Linked DNA regions of Homo sapiens: region 1 is linked to region 2. Evidence: read pairs that join two places in POLR2A ChIA-PET (ENCODE). Cell type or tissue: MCF 10A. All regions are shown on one strand.

Region 1 (8,000 bases), 190 kb before region 2:
AAGATGCCTGGCCAGCCGAGGAGCTTCTGCACACAGCTGCTTTCTGATGCCTGTCTTCTTCCTTGCCTTTCAACACGGTGCCTGGGACAATTATGATGTTATTATGTGCTGTACCCATTATTTCTTTAGCAATTGCTTCTGCACATGTTGTGAACAGTTCTCCTAGAGCTTAACAGAAATAGCTCAGTGGCACTTAAACCAAAGTGGTCTATATAAACACAGGATTTAGCTTTGTGCCAGGTGGGTTGGTTTGAAACTTATCACTTGTCATGGGTGCATCAGCAGGTGATTTCCAGCCCAGGTGAGATGATGTTTATGGAACCCCCATGATGACAGCTCCTCTGGGGAAGGAGAGTTTCTTCGGTTCCATCTAGCATGGCTGGGATTGGCCATCCCTGCCCCACCCCTCCCCAGCACAAGAGAGGTGTCGGTTTCTGAAGTCTGCCATCATTCACTGCACCAGCCTTCAGACTTGTGAAGTCGAGGGGCAGTAGGAGAATGAGGCAGAAATTCTCAGACCCCTCACAGCACTACATCCTGAGGTCTCCATGGAGGAGAAAGGGGAGGAGGGGGCTTAGTCCCTCGGGAGGGGTTGGTCCAGAAAGGAGGAGGGAGCCAGCCCTGAACTTCAGGGAGAGGTTCCTGGGTCCCTTTAAGGACATTCTAATTCAGGGAGTTGGGGGACCCGGGTGTTTCCAATGAACCATAAAAGTAGGCACTCCATCAGAGCTGTGGTTTTAAGGTTGCGTCCAAGAAGCTTTCCTGGACATACGTTGGTAGCAATGCCAGGGGGAGCTGCCTCTTCCTATTGTCCCACACATTTTCTCTTCAAGGTATTTTATATCTTGAAATTATGTTTGTGCAATTTCAGTTGAAGAAAGGGTCTGTTCCTTGAAGGTTTGGAAGCCATCCTGAAGAGTTAGGGGTGAATAGTAGGTAAAGGCTGAGGACTGTGTAATGATTAAATTGATTAACTTCAAGCAAGACCAAATATGTTTTGTTTCATCCCCCCTGTCATCCTCTGCTCCCCTGGAGTTAGGGAGGCATCTGATGTACCCACCAATAAGGGGATTAAGCTTGTCATCTGGTATCATCACCTTGATCTGAAACCATGGGGAAGGAAGCTTTGGGCTTTTTAGCAGATGTGCTCAGCTGGGATGAGAACTTATTGTGAATTCCATCTTGCATCCTGAAAGATGCACTTGTGGGTGGGGCCTCCACTGGCTTTTCACCTTGTCCCCTACCCCACCAGGGCTGTTTGTTTGCTCTGGAGGTCACTGCATTAAAGCGTTGCTCTCAGATGGTCACAGTGGAAGGCACTTATGTGACTCACTGCAGCGATGGAAACTTTCTGAGAACAGGGTGACACACCTCAGCCAGCCAGTCTTCCGAGTCATAATGAAAAGACTGTGACTTTAGCTGTGGGACTCAGCAGCACTTATGGAAAAGAAGTGGAGTCTCTGCTCCCTGTGGAGCTCCTGCTAGCTGAGGCCTTGAAAAGGGTGCTTCCCCCAGTGTTCTCAGCAAGACAAGGGCAGAGGCACCCCTGAGCCTTCCTGGACAGCTTGGTCACTGTGCACAGAGTGGTGTGTTGGTGGTGTATATGCTGGAGAATCAGAGCCATCAGTGTCTTGGGGACAATAAGAAGCAAGCTTAAAATATACAATCTTTAAGGAATGTTTTGTGAATAGGTAAGAAATGAAGGGAAAGATGATATTTTAGCAAATAACTTTTTTTTAAGGTTGTTGAAGTGATATAGATTGATACGGCAAGATGTTTTTATTCTAGTGCCCTGGGCAGCAGGCAATGTGTCCTGGAAATGTGAAAATGCTGTTCCTAGTCTGGAGTTTGCTGCTGAATGACCTGGTGACCTGGGCCACTCTGAGCTTCTGTCCCCTTCTCTGGGGCATGATTATTGGTTATGTGGATTTAGTGGTTTTCAACTGTGTTATTTTCATTTGTCTGGGAATGCTCTGCTCAAGTGAAGTCTTACCCACAAAAGTCGACAGACAGACCTGCCCCTTGATCCTTCTCTCCCTCAGCCAAAAGGTCACTTAGAGGCGCCTAGAGGCCTGGGAGAACCTCCTGACTGGGTGAATTCAGAGATTCCTCTCCTTCCACGTCACTGTGGAGCCTGACAAACCTCAGCAGTGTTTGCACCAACACTCAATTGGGGTTCAATTCAGGCCTGAAGAATTTGACCTGAAGTAGTCCTTGTAGTATTTTTATATCAAAGAGATGGTAATTGCCTTTCAAAGACTGAGTAAAAAAAGGAAGTGACTATGACTTTATTTAATTATTTTCTATAAAATAAGCCGGTCTATTAAAAAAGATGTGAGATGTTAAATGTACCTCAAAGCGTTCTTAATCCCACATCTCAAATGTGCTATTGCAGCACTGAATTTTAATAACATCAAATTGACTCCATAAGTAGTTACTTATAATCTGGATATCAGCATATAATGAAGTGTAATGTGAGAGTGAATATTATTATACTTTATGTGGTGGTTAATACTGAGTGTCAACTTGATTGGATTGAAGGATGCAAAGTGTTGATCGTTGGTGTGTCTGTGAGGGTGTTGCCAAAGGAGATTAACATTTGAGTCAGTGGGCTGGGAAAGGCAGACCTACCCTTAATCTGGGTGGGCACAATCTAATCAGCTGCCAGTGTGGCTAGAATATAAGCAGGCAGAAAAACGTGAAAAGGAGAGACTGGCCTAGCCTCCCAGCCTACATCTTTCTCCCATGCTGGATGCTTCCTGCCCTCGACCACTGGACTCCCAAGTTCTTCAGTTTTGGGACTCAGAATGGCTCTCCTTGCCCCACAGCCTGCAGACGGCCTATTGTGGGACCTTGTGATCATGTGAGCTAATATTTAATAAACTCCCCTTTACATATATATATATACACACACACACACACACACACACACACACACACACACATATATACACACACATATATATTCCATTAGTTCTGTCCCTTTAGAGAACCCTAACTAATACACCTTATTTTTTTGTGATTTCATGTAAAACCCATAACAAAATGGGAGGTAACTGCACTCCTGGTACATGGAGCTTGCAGGATACTAAAGTAGTGTCACTTGAGTGTAATGTGTAGATGCGTACACCATGTGTGTCAATTATGCTGTGTGAATGATGGTTCTTTGGATCAGTCTATATAAAAATATATAAATAAAAAACATAATTTTACATTTATTTATCATGACAGTATTTTAATTTTATTTATTTATGTAAAAAATCAGTCACATATCATAGGTTTAGGATTTAAAGCCATCCTGATTTCTCTTGGCTGTTAGTGGTGGATTGAAAATAATTTAATAGTAAACCTCATATTTCTTGCATACACACATACACACAGCACAATGTAGAAATGTAGCAGAAATAAGCTACTTTAGCACCCACAAAGTAGATGATGTTTCTTTTCATTTTTGTTTTGTTAATCGATACTTTAAAATGTTATTATTGCACCAAAAATGCAATTTTATGCATTTTGAGAAAATGCCTCTGTATCTGAGGTGATGTGCCCGCTGCTGGCCTAGATAGTGGCAGCTCAGAACCAGCCCAGAGTTTGCCCAGAGCCTCTGCAAACCAGAGCCTCTGCAAACCAGAAGGGCTGGGTTCTGGCAAATTGTTTTCTGAGGCAGTCAGAGCCCTGGCCACCTGCCATCAGGCTGGGAGAGTTGAGTTAGTGCAGTTCCTGGTGTTCCGCTAGACCCCAGGCCAGGCCATCTCCTGTGAGAGTAGTACACCTATCTCTGCCCTTGCACCTGGCCTCCCAGTTGCCTGGGGTTCGAGGCCGACTCAGCAATGCCCGCTGGCCCTGGCACACACCATCCTGCCTGTGTTGAGTGTGTTGAATGTGCTAGTGATTGTTCATTAGGAGGACTAGTTGCAGTGTGGAGTTTCTGGGAATATCTACTTTCCAGAATGATCTGTGGAAACCTGATTCTGCTTTTTTTTTTTTTTTTTTTTGAGGCTGCTGGATAATGCTCTACATTAAGCTGCGTGTGTATTTTCTGTAGGTTGTTGTTTCCTGCTTTGTTTGTTTGTTTCTGGCACAGCATGCAGAGACCCTGAGAGCATGCCTCTGAGACCCATGGAGGGATGCCCATGTGCACAGCAGGGGCTGCAGGAAATCCACAGCAAAGGGGGACCTGTTTGTAGACGCTGCCATGGCTGCTGTCAGCAAGAATCAGCAAAGCACACAGCCATCCACCTATGAGGGGTCTTAGAATAAATAAGAAAAAAACAAAAAAACGCTGGGGCTGCTTCTCCTCCACTGTGAACTAGGTGCAGTATCACCTTCCCTGCGTCTCCTTCTGCTCATTCTGGTGGTGAGAAGCTCTGTAACCCAGAGGGGCCTAAGAATGGGAGGCTGGATGAGACCCGGACCTGGCTCTGTGCAGCAGAGCATGGGAACTTGGGGCCTCCAGGAGTGACCAGGGGACACCCACCACAGTAACCAGCCACAGAGGCCATTGGGTAGGTTGGCTCTCCTGTCCCTCCTGGCTGCATCCTGATGGCCCCACAGCATCCTGGGGAGTCCCGACCTTCAGGAACACACAATGAGCTTGAAGCTCAGTGTCCTCGATTGGCTGCTGGCAGAGTGCATGGGGGTGGTGAGACCATGGGCCACCAGGACCCTGGGCATAGGTGCCTGGCCTCTCCTTGGCTGGACCAAGGTGCACATATCTGGCTGACCCTCAGGTACAAGAGTACAGGCCTCCCGGGCTTTTTGCCTGGGAGCAGAAACATGCTGCGCGTCTAGGTGAGGCCAGCCTGGGCTCATTTCCAGGCTCTAAAGCTCCTACTTGGTGAGCTGACGTTCATGGGAGGACTTCTGTGTTCATATTCCAGGGTGAGTTTTCAGTGCACACTGAGTACCTTGTGTTATTAATAATCATCTGGCCACAAATGGGATGTGTGCTCCTAATATCACTGCCAGATTTCTGCCTGAGTCACAACCTTATGCCAGCCTTCTCACTTTCTGCGGTTTCTGGTGTAATAAACAACCTTCTTGTTTTTGCGTCTGAAGTGTGGTTTCAGTGATTAGAGCATAATGTGTGGTTCCCCCCATTCACCTGAAGAAAAGTTTGGGTTGCATGTGAAGAGATCTTTAACTCAGTGGTGCTTCCCCCGTATCTTCAGCCTTCTGTCCCACCACAGCCTGTGAACCTTGACTGAAGGGAAGCCCCATGTCCTGGGTCAAGCAGCAGCCAGGCATTGAGAGCAACTAGGTGTGAGCCAGAAAGATCTGGATTCCAGCCTGTCTTAGTAAGCTCAGGCTGCCATAACAAAGTACTACAGAGTGAGTGGTATATGCAAGAGGCATTTATTTCTCACAGTCAGTTCTGGAAGCTGGGAAGTCCAAGGTCAAGGTGCTGGTAGATTCCATGTCTGATGAGGGCCCTCTTCTTGACCTGCAGGTGGATGCCTTCTCCCTGTGTCCTCACATGGCCTTTCTCCTAAGCATGCACGTGGAGAGAGAGGGGACAGAATCTCTTCTTATAAGAGCACTAATCCTATCATGGGGGCCCCACCCTCATGACCTCATCTAAACAATTATCTTCCAAAAGCCCCACCTCCACATGCAGGCACATTGGAGGTTATGTCTTCAACACAGGGATATGGGGTGGACAGAAACATTCAGCCCCCAACATAGCCCCAGATCCACCACTTAGGAACTGTGTAATGGAGAGACTTGCTTCCCTCTCTGAAAGTGTTTTCTCATCTGCAAACTGAGAATGAAACTGTGTTATTCTGGGGCTACCGTCTGGATTAAGGAGACGCAGCCATCTCCATGGCCTGCAGGCCCGCACAGCCCACTGTTCATGTCCAGGTGCCCTCCTCTCCCGTGTCTTTGCTGGATTCACCCCAGCCACTCCAGCCTTCTCTCTGTTCAAGGATCCACCCCAGACTCACTCCTGGCTTAGAACATGTACACTTGCTATTTGCTCTGCTCAGAAATCTCTGTCTCCAGATAATTGTGTGGCTGCCTCTTGGTTGTGGGGCCCTCTCCACCCTGGCCCCTCCTTGAAGGCCTGTGACCCCTCTTCCAGTAGGCTGTGTCTCAGAGTTCTTTTTGAAAGTGGTGATCTTGAGAGGTGAGATTGCAGCTCCCTGCAAAAAGAGGAGAGATCTGCTTTCTGCCCACTAGCAAAGCAATGGGTTCCCTAGGCACAGAGCTCCTCAGCCATGACAGGAGCCCCCCCCCAAGCTGAGCCTCCCCCTGGCTTCCTTCTGGCCTCTGGGGCCGTGGGGGCTGGGAACCAGAACAACGTAGCTGATGCCCTGCTGTTTGCTCTGTTATAAGGGTCAGCTGTCCTGCTGGGGTCCAGTGAGCCTCATTGTTTACTTTTGGCACTTAAGGTGTTGGAGCAAGTTGACTCCTGGTTATCCTCAGTGAGGTTTTGGTTCTTCCCTGGCAGGTTGGTGCAGCATGCAGGGGAAATTCACTGTCAGGCCCATGCACTCCACTTCCCTCCTTGATGCTGCCTGGTCATCTTCAGAATACTCGTCAGTGCCAGAGCTGCCTTGTTCATTTTATGTGCTTTTGCCTTTATGCCTCTGTCCATGAGCATGGGCATCTGCTCTGACTTGTCCATGGCCACACCTGGACACCTGGACAGCAAGCATGAGGGGGCATCGGGAGCACACCACAAACACTTGAGTGAAAGATTGAACTGTATGCAGGACAGCAGGCAGCTCACGGGCACAGCATTTATCTCAGTAACTTTGGCTTCAAATGGGGCCACCCTCTCTCAGAATTTTGGGGAAGATCACATTTGTTATGGACTAAATTGGGACCCCCACCCCCCCACAAAATGCCTGTGTTGATGTCCTAACGTTACCCAATACCTTAGCATGTGACTTTATTTGGAGATATGGTCTTTAAAGAGGTAATCATGTTTAAATGAGGCCCTGTGGGTGAGCTCTAATCCTATATGACTGATGTCTTTATAAGAAGATATCAGTCACTGGGGATGTCCACACACAGAGCAATGCCCATGTGAAGACGCAGTGAAAAGGCGGGTGTCTCCCAACCAAGAAGAGAGGCCTCAGGAGAAATCAACCCTGCTGACACCCTGATCTTAAACTTCACACCTGCAGAACGGTGCAAAGTGAATGCCTGCTGTTTAAGCCCAGCTGTTTTTGGGCATTTTTTGTGGCAGCACTGGGACACTAATACAACGTTCCATAACTGATGTGCTGTGATACTTCCTCCCAGCACCGGAGAAGCAGCACACACAGGGACCACTCGTTGGGGCAGTGGCAATAGGAACACGTCTTTGCTTTTTGGAAGGGCACTTAAAATTCTGTAAGCATGCGTCCAGGCTTAGGATAGAGTTTGGGAGTGAAGGCGGGCGACTCCCTTTGGAGTACAAAGCATGCGATTTGCAGGTGTCACCTGAGGAATGGGGGCTGTTCCTTCAGGCAGCCTGCATGGTGGGGCCTGGGCCCTCAGTGAAGAAGGACAGGGCAAGGCCCTGGCCTCCTGGAGCTTGTCCTCTGGGGGAAAAGACAGGCTACAGGGAGAGGGTGCTGAGAGCAAAGCCAGAAACAGAGCAGCTGTGCTTAGACTCGGTATTAATGGAATAGGTACTCGTCGTTGAGAGGTGACCGCCAGTCTACATTCCCTTCACTGCCAATAAAAATTTGCTGCTTTATGGAACCTAAAGAAGGAAGGTCCCTATGAGTAGAGGGGTTTGTGTTCTGTTTTGTGACCAAGATACATAAAAAAAGATCACTCAGCCATCCTAAGCGAGAAAACACCTCCACCCGCCCAGCTTTTTGGGGAGGGTTGGCAGTTTAGAATCACGTCTCAGAGGCAGCGCGGGCTCCCATGCTCCTGAGTTCAAGGGGCATGACACCAGCGAGGTGCCATCATCCACTAGGGCAGCTCTGAATGAGGAGCTCCTGGAACATCTTAACTGATTTATTTTGCTTCCCCCCGCACCCCCATGCTTGTGCAAGTGC
Region 2 (8,000 bases):
GAGTGAGACTCCGTCTCAAAAAAAAAAAAAAAAAAAAAATATATATATATATATATATATATAATTTCATTTTTCTTAAATTTATTGAGGCTTGTTTTGTGGCCTATCATATGGTCTATCTTGGAGAAAGTCCCATGTGCTGTTGAATAGAATGTGTATTCTACAGTTCTTGGATGAAATGTTCTGTATATATCTGTTAAGTCCATTTGTTCTAAGGTATAGTTTAAATCCATTGTTTCTTTGTTGACTTTTCTGTCTTGATGACCTGTCTAGCGCTGTCAGTGGAGTATTAAAGTTCCCCACTCTTATTGTGTTGCCATCTATCTCATTTCTTAGATCTATTAGTACCTGTTGTATAGATTTGGGAGCTCCGGTGTTAGGTGCATATATGGTTAGGATTGTGATGTTTTCCAGGACAAGGCTTTTTAGCATTATATAATACCCCTCCTCCATGTCTCTTTTAACTGCTGTTGCTTTAAAGTTTGTTTTGTCTGATATAAGAACAGCTACTTCTGCTTTTGTTTTATCACATTAGCAGAGCTGATTTTCTGGTTCCTTCTCATTTGGTAGGCTCTGTCAGAGGGAAGGTCTAGAGCTGAAGGCTGTTCAGATTCTTTTGTCCCACAGGGTGTTCCCTTGATGTAGTATTCTCCCCCTTTCCTGTGAGCTGAGCTGCAGTGATTGCTATCTCTCTTCTGGGTCTAGCCATCCAGCAAGTCTGCCCGGCTCTGGGCTGGTACTGGGGGTTGTCTGCACAAAGTCCTGTGATGTGAAGCATCTATGGGTCTCTCAGCGATGGATGCCAGCACCTGTTCCAGTGGAGGTGGCAGGGGGGTGAAATGGACTCTGTGAGCGTTCTTAGCTTTGGTGGTTTAATGTTCTGTTTTTGTGCCGGTTGGCCTCCTGACGGGAGGTAGCGCTTTCGAGAGAGCATCAGCTGTGCTAGTATGGAGAGGGACCAGCAGTGGGTGGGACCCTAGAACTCCCAAGAGTATATGCCCTTTGTCCTCAGCTACCAGAGGAGGTAGGGAAGGACCATCAATGGGGGGCAGGGCTAGGCGTGTCTGAGCTCAGACTCTCCGTTGGGTCTTGCTGTGCTGCGGCTGCTGTAGGGAATGGGGGTGAGGTTCCCAGGTCAATGGAGTTGTGTTCCTGGGAGGATTATGGCTGCCTCTGCTGAGTCATGCAGGCTGTCAGGGAAGTGGGGCAATTCGGTAGTCACAGGCCTCACCCAGCTCCCACACAATCTGAAGGGCCAGTCTCACTTCCACCGTGTGCCTGCTAACGGCACCAAGTTTGTTTCCTGGCAGTGGGCAAGCAAAGCTGAGAACTTACCCCAGGCTATCCACCTCCCAGATGCAAAAGAAAAGGGCTTTAGTTCCTCCCCATCCTGTGGAGGCTACACGTCAGATTCGCGCCTTCCCCTGAGTTCTGGCCAGGAGGCTCTTGCCCAGTTCAAATTGTTAAAAAGTTCAGCTTGAGACTTCCTTTTCCTTTGCCTCTGACTGCCCCCCGATCCCTGTGGTGACAGGCAAGAATGGCCTGCTTGGGGACCCAGTGAGCTCCCAGGGCCTTTCCCGCTGCCTCCTCTACCCCTGTATTTCGCTCAGCTCTCTAAATTGACTCTGCTCCAGGTAAGGTCAGAAACTTCTCCCACAAACTAGACCTTCAGTTTCCCCAGTGAGAGTGTGTGTTTGGGGGCAGAGGATTTCCCTTTCCTGCTTCTGCAGTTTGGGCACTCCCAGTATTTGGGGCATCTACCAGGTCCTGCAGGAGCAGTCTGCTTCTTTCAGAGGGTCTATAGATTCCTGGTTTATTCCTGCAGTCATTCTGGATCTAAAATTCATGATGCGAGCCTCCGCACGCTGCTCTGTTCTTCCAAGTTGGAGCTACAGTCTAGTCCTGCCTCATGTCCACCATTATCTTTTAAAATATTGCTTCTATCCCATCCTGTATATTCTTCCTTTCTGGAACTCAGCTACAGCTGGTCACTGACTTATGATAGTTCAACTTACGATTTTTCAACTTTATAATAGGCACTTACAGTATTTTTGATTTAGGATGGGTTTGTTGGGACATAACTCCATGGCAAGTTGAGGAGCTTCTGTGCACATGTGTCAAAAAGCCCCTTTCCCATGCTTATGTGTATGGTCTTGTGCTTTTAGCTCTCATTCCACACCTCCACCTCCCACTGTGTGTCTGTGTGTCTGCATGTCTGTAAGTCTGCTTCAAACAATATTTTCTTCTGAACTTATCTTTCACTTTATTTATTCTCTTTTCTTGATTGCCCAGTCAGCTCTTAACCATATGCACCGAGTTCTTATTTTTAGTTCATCTATTTTTCAGTTCTAGACTGGACTTATTTTTATGTTTCTCAATTCAATTCCCTGCCAAAATTCTTTTTTTTTCTTCTTTGAGATGGAGTCTCAGTCTCCAGGCTGGAGTGCAGTGCCACAATCTCAGCTCACTGCAACCTCCGTCTCCCGGGTTCAAGCGATTCTCCTGCCTCAGCCTCCCAAGTAGCTGGGACTACAGGCATGTGCCACCATGCGCAGCTAATTTTTGTATTTTTAGTAGAGACGGGGTTTCACCATGTTGGCCAGGATGGTCTCGATCTCCTGACCTCATGATCCGCCTGCCTCAGCCTCCCAAGGTGCTGGGATTACAGGCATGAGCCACTGCACCCAGCCCAAAATTCTTTAACATCTACCATATTAAATATAATTATTTTAGACTACAGTCATGCATCACTTAATGATGAGATACATTCTAAGAAATGCATTGTTAGGCAACTTCCCCATTGTGCAAACATCACAGAGTTCATTTACACAAACCTAGATGGTGCAGCCTACTACACACCTAGGCTATATGGTATAGCCTACTGTTCCTAGGCTACAAACCTGTACAGCATGTTACTGCACTCAGTACCGTAGGTAATTGTAACACAATACTAAGTATTTGTGCATGTAATCCTATATAAATATAGAAAAGGTAATACATTGCACTAGAACATTATGTCACCTTCAACATCACTAGGCAATAGGAATTTTTCAGCTCCATTTTAATCTTAAGGGACCACTGGTAATTTTAATTGGGTCTTGGATATTATATATTAAGATTTTGAGATATAATTTTAGGCTATGGGTGATTTTATTTTTTTTCCTGAGAAAGTGAAGTTTGCTTATTTTAGGCAACTGGGGTGAGGACATTAGTAATCCAAGGCCACTTTAAGCCAATCAGGTATTTAAGTAATTTGAAGCTGGCCTTGATTCCCTACTATGGCTAGTTTGTTTTTAGTTTACTCTCACTCTTGGGGTATAGCCCTTCAAGTTCCCAGCCAAAAGCCTGGGGTGTTGGCCAAGGTTTGTTCTTCATTGAGGGCCCTGAGTACTAGTTTCTATCTGCCCAGATCCATAAGACTTGTTAAAAGCTCTCTTCAGCTCCTCAGCCTCTCAGCCACTGCTTTTGTCACTGGCAATATTCCCAATGGGGAAAGTAACTCCAAATGCTAGTTTATCTCTCTTGTCTCTAATCCTCTCCTAGTTCTCAGCTTAACATTCCTCACTGCCTTTATACTCTCTGATGTCATCAAACAGATCTCTTTCTTATATTTTGCCATGTTTCCTAGTTATTCCAGTGTCAGTATTGTTGTAAAACAACCTACTCCACCATTTCCAGAAGCGAAACTCCCCAGGGCAGTTTGAATTTGTTTACTGTGCTATCACTGATAAACACTTACTTCATTGCTGGAATAAGCGGACAGTAGTAGTTTTGTGTATGAAAATTTTTATGAAAGAATTCTAAACTGATTTATATGATATATAATGTCAGCATTATATAACTAATCTTGAAATAAAATGTTATTACTTAACTCACACATGAAAAAAAGTGTTTGTAAATATTACCCATTTAATGCCTAGAGGGTATCTGGTTTTGCCAATTGAATAAAGGGCTGCTGACTTCCAAAACAGAAGTCGTGCGTTAGACAGTTAATGTGACAGATGTTGACATCAGCTTTGTAGTGTTACAGTTTACACAGATGAATTTGGTGCAGGATGTGTAATTCCATTACTGTCTGACTTAGTACATATTTGCAGTATAGGGATTTTTTTCAACGTCATGAACACAGATGATCTGCTATTGTTTACATTTTACTAGTCATACTAAAAAATCCAGTTAACTTTGTTATTCATCCATTTCTGACTAATTTATTTTAAACAACTCCAAAAGCCACCAATACTAAGAAGTGACTCCCATGTTGGGAATGTAACATTTTTCAAGCTACTAACTCTGTGCACGGTCACGTGTGTGTTCATAACGGAGGCCTCTGAAACCTACCTCAGTTCTGCACCACTTCGTCTCTCCCTCCCCTGAGGCTAAAGCATACCTGCCAGAGCTTTGCACATGAAGATGGTAAAATAGTTAAACAAAGTTTCACAACAACCCTGCATATCTAGCAAGAGTTGTTTATGTGAAATATAGGTTATTCTGCATTTACACTGAGCTAAAAATTGCAAGCAAAGAGCAACTATGATGGGGATGTGAGGCCACATGCAGATCACTGGATCCAAACCAGAGACATTGGTTGAAGGTCATCTAGCTGTTTAATTTTGGTTGTGGTAAATTAGGTTTGTTTTTAATAATGTTCTTCTAAAATGGAAACTGGACTCCAAGAGTATACAGAAAGGCCTGTTGATGTTGGCATTTGTGGTTTCCCCACAGGCTCCAGCAGAAATGGTTCACTGGTTAGAATGGGAGCTCTGTCCTTTGTCACTCCCTGTCCACGGGCACAGTGGCACAGTCTCCCCGGTGGCTGGAGAGAGGGCGTGGAAAGAGCAGAGTCTGCTCAGGAGTAGAGAGGCCAGCTTTTGCATGCAGCACTGTAGCGATGTCACAGGAATGCAGTCACTGGAGTTGCTTACGTAACCAACAGTCTGTGTGGCCTGAGGCATAGATTAAGCCATTTAAGAAAATGAGTCTGAAAAAATAACTGATTGTTCTCTGCTTTAATCGATTTGTTCCATGATTGCAGGCTACATTGGAAAGTGAGCACGGAGGCGCCCCCTAATGGCTTTGCCCAATAGGAAGCCCCTCACAGCCAGGGAAGTTTCCATGCTGTTAGTTGGAGCCACTCCTTGCCCTACCCAGTTAGGATGCAGGCCCAGAGGCCACCAAGGAGAATCAGCCGTCCACCCACCCCAGAGGGCCCAGGGTGATGTTTCAGAGGAGAGAACTCAGGTGCCAAATGCCTGTGGTCCCATGTGACCAGATGCGTGGCCACTGTCCCCAGCACACCCCTGTGTGTCCAGAGTGGCCCCCACATTCCTTTGATGCAGGGTCCTTGATGTCTGTGGCTGCGATAGAGGGAGCCAGAATGATGGAGAGCCTCAGGCTGTGCACACATAACCCAACACACACCTGCCACACACATGCCACATAACATATTTACCACCCATTCCCCCTGCACACCCACACGCACCGATTCTACACAGCACAGAGAGAGTAAGTTCTAACTCCCACCCAAAATGCAAATTATCTCATCAAAAGCAAACTAAAATCAAATACAAAAGCAAAGAAACAAACAGCTGTGGAAGGCCCTACTTTCTCCTGGCCTGGCCATGCGTCCTAGCCACACTGCACCCAGAGCAGAGCCTTTGTTCCGCCCTGTGCCTCCCGGGCTGCTCTGCTCGTCGTGCCTCTTGCTTGTAGAAGCTTCTGGCTCCCTGGTGGCTCAGTTAGACCCGGAGTCTCATGCAGGACCTCCTTTCCAGTCCAATAGCCAGTCTGGACTCCAGGGCACAGAGGTGAGGGGCACAGCTTTGCCACAAGCCCTGAGCACACTTGCCCATCTTGTTGAGCTTCTCACCCCACCCTGCCCTGGAAGTCCTCCCCTGGGCTCCTGAGTGGGAGCCACAGGTTGTCCTCTGACCCACTTCTCTGGCCACATGCATGAGCCAGTTACTAACTTAATGCACTTTATGTAAAGGCACTGCTCTAGCAGCTATTTGCAAGTATTTTTGTGAAGCAGCTGAATATAGTTTTCTTTCTTTTTTTGTTATACTTTAAGCTCTGGGGTACATGTGCAGAATGTGCAGAATGTGCAGTTGTGTTACACAGGTATACACGTGCCATGGTGGTTTGCTGCACCCATCAACCCGTCATCTACATTAGGTATTTCTCCTAATGCTATCCCTCCCTTGGCCCCCCACCCCTCAACAGGCCCCGATGTGTGATGTTCCCCTCTGTGTGTCCATGTGTTCTCATTGTTCAACTCCCACTTATGAGTGAGAAAATGCGGTGTTTGGTTTTCTGTTCTTGTGTTAGTTTGCTGATAATGATGGTTTCCGGCTTCATCCATGTCCCTGCAAAGGACATGAACTCATCCTTTTGTATGGCTGCATAGTATTCCATGATGTATATGTGCCACATTTTCTTTATCCAGTCTATCATTGGTGGACATTTGGGCTGGTTCCAAGTCTTTGCTATTGTGAATAGTGCCACAATAAACATATGTGTCCATGTGTCTTTATAGTAGAATGATTTATAATCCTTTGGGTATATACCCAGTAATGGGATTGCTGGGTCAAATGGTATTTCTAGTTATAGATCCTTGAGGAATCGCCACACTGTCTTCCACAATGGTTGAACTAATTTACACTCCCACCAACAGTGTAAAAGTATTCCTGTTTCTCCACATCCTCTCCAGCATCTGTTGTTTCCTGATTTTTTAATGATCGCCATTCTAACTGGTGTGAGATGGTATCTCATTGTGGTTTTGATTTGCATTTCTCTAATGAGCAGTGATGATGAGCTTTTTTTCATATGTCTGTTGGCCACATAAATGTCTTCTTTTGAGAAGTGTCTGTTCATATAATTTGCCCACTTTTTGGTGGGGTTGTTTGTTTTTTCTTGTAAATTTGTATAAGTTCTTTGTAGATTCTAGATATTAGCCCATTGTTAGATGGAAAGATTACAAAAATGTTCTCCCATTCTGTAGGTTGCCTGTTCACTCTAATGATAGTTTCTTTTGCTGTGCAGAAGCTGTTTAGTTTAATTAGATCCCATTTGTCAATTTTGGCTTTTGTTGCCATTACTTTTGGTGTTTTAGACCTGAAGTCTTTGCCCGTGCCTATGTCCTGAATGGTATTCCCTAGGTTTTCTTCTAGGATTTTTATGGTTTTAGGTCTTACGTTTAAGTCTTTAATTCATCTTGAGTTAATTTTTGTGTAAGGTGTAAGGAAGGGGTCCAGTTTCAGTTTTCTGCATATGGCTAGCCAGTTTTCCCAACACTATTTATTAAATAGGGAATCCTTTCCCCATTGCTTGTTTATGTCTGGTTTGTCAAAGATCAGATGGTTGTAGAAGTGTGGTGTTAACTTCTGAGGTTTCTGTTCTCTTCCATTGGTCTATATATCTGTTTTGGTACCAGTGCCATGCTGTTTTGGTTATTGTAGCCTTGTAGTACAGTTTGAAGTCAGGTAGCGTGATGCCCCCAGCTTTGTTCTTTTTGTTTAGGATTGTCTTGGCTATGTGGGCTCTTTTTTGGTTCCATATGAAGTTTAAAGTAGTTTTTTCCAATTCTGTGAAGAAAGTCAGTGGTAGCTTGATAGGGATAGCATTGAATCTATAAATTACTTTGGGCAGTATGGCCATTTTCATGATATTGTTTCTTCCTATCCATGAGCATGGAATGTTTTTCCATTTATTTGTGTCCTCTCTTATTACCTTGAGCAGTGGTTTGTACTTCTCCTTGAAGAGGTCCTTCACATCCCTTGTAAGTTGTGTTACTAGATATTTTATTCCCTTAGTAGCAATTGTGAATGGGAGTTCACTCATGATTTGGCTATTATTGGTGTATAGGAATGCTTGTGATTTTTGCACATTGATTTTGTATCCCGAGATTTCGCTGAAGTTACTTATCAGCTTAAGGAGATTTAGGGCTGAAATGGTGGGGTTTTCTAAATATACAATCATGTTATCTACAAACAGAGACAATTTGA

Evidence for each region. ChIA-PET counts read pairs that join two places held together with the same protein. Peaks named below come from ENCODE experiments on the same cell type or tissue, not always from the same donor. Only the 100,000 strongest peaks of a DNase experiment are listed, where the experiment ranks them.
Region 1: POLR2A ChIA-PET joins it to region 2 with 9 read pairs; 1 of 35 experiments calls an interaction of 5 or more read pairs at or near these places.

Annotation. Positions count from the first base shown.
Region 1 is chr15:31,797,049-31,805,048 of GRCh38, reverse strand. The region is part of intron 1 of OTUD7A (OTU deubiquitinase 7A); the gene reads left to right. Among named protein-coding and RNA genes, the nearest start is that of OTUD7A, 70 kb to the left of the region's middle. RefSeq lists an enhancer at 5,746-6,245. In MCF 10A, no CTCF peak of the experiment used is centred here; DNase peaks (open chromatin) are centred at 3,688, 4,928 and 5,288.
Region 2 is chr15:31,602,657-31,610,656 of GRCh38, reverse strand. The region is part of intron 3 of OTUD7A (OTU deubiquitinase 7A); the gene reads left to right. Among named protein-coding and RNA genes, the nearest start is that of OTUD7A, 260 kb to the left of the region's middle. RefSeq lists enhancers at 620-1,174, 1,175-1,730, 4,732-5,482. In MCF 10A, no CTCF peak of the experiment used is centred here; DNase peaks (open chromatin) are centred at 1,206, 2,796 and 4,346.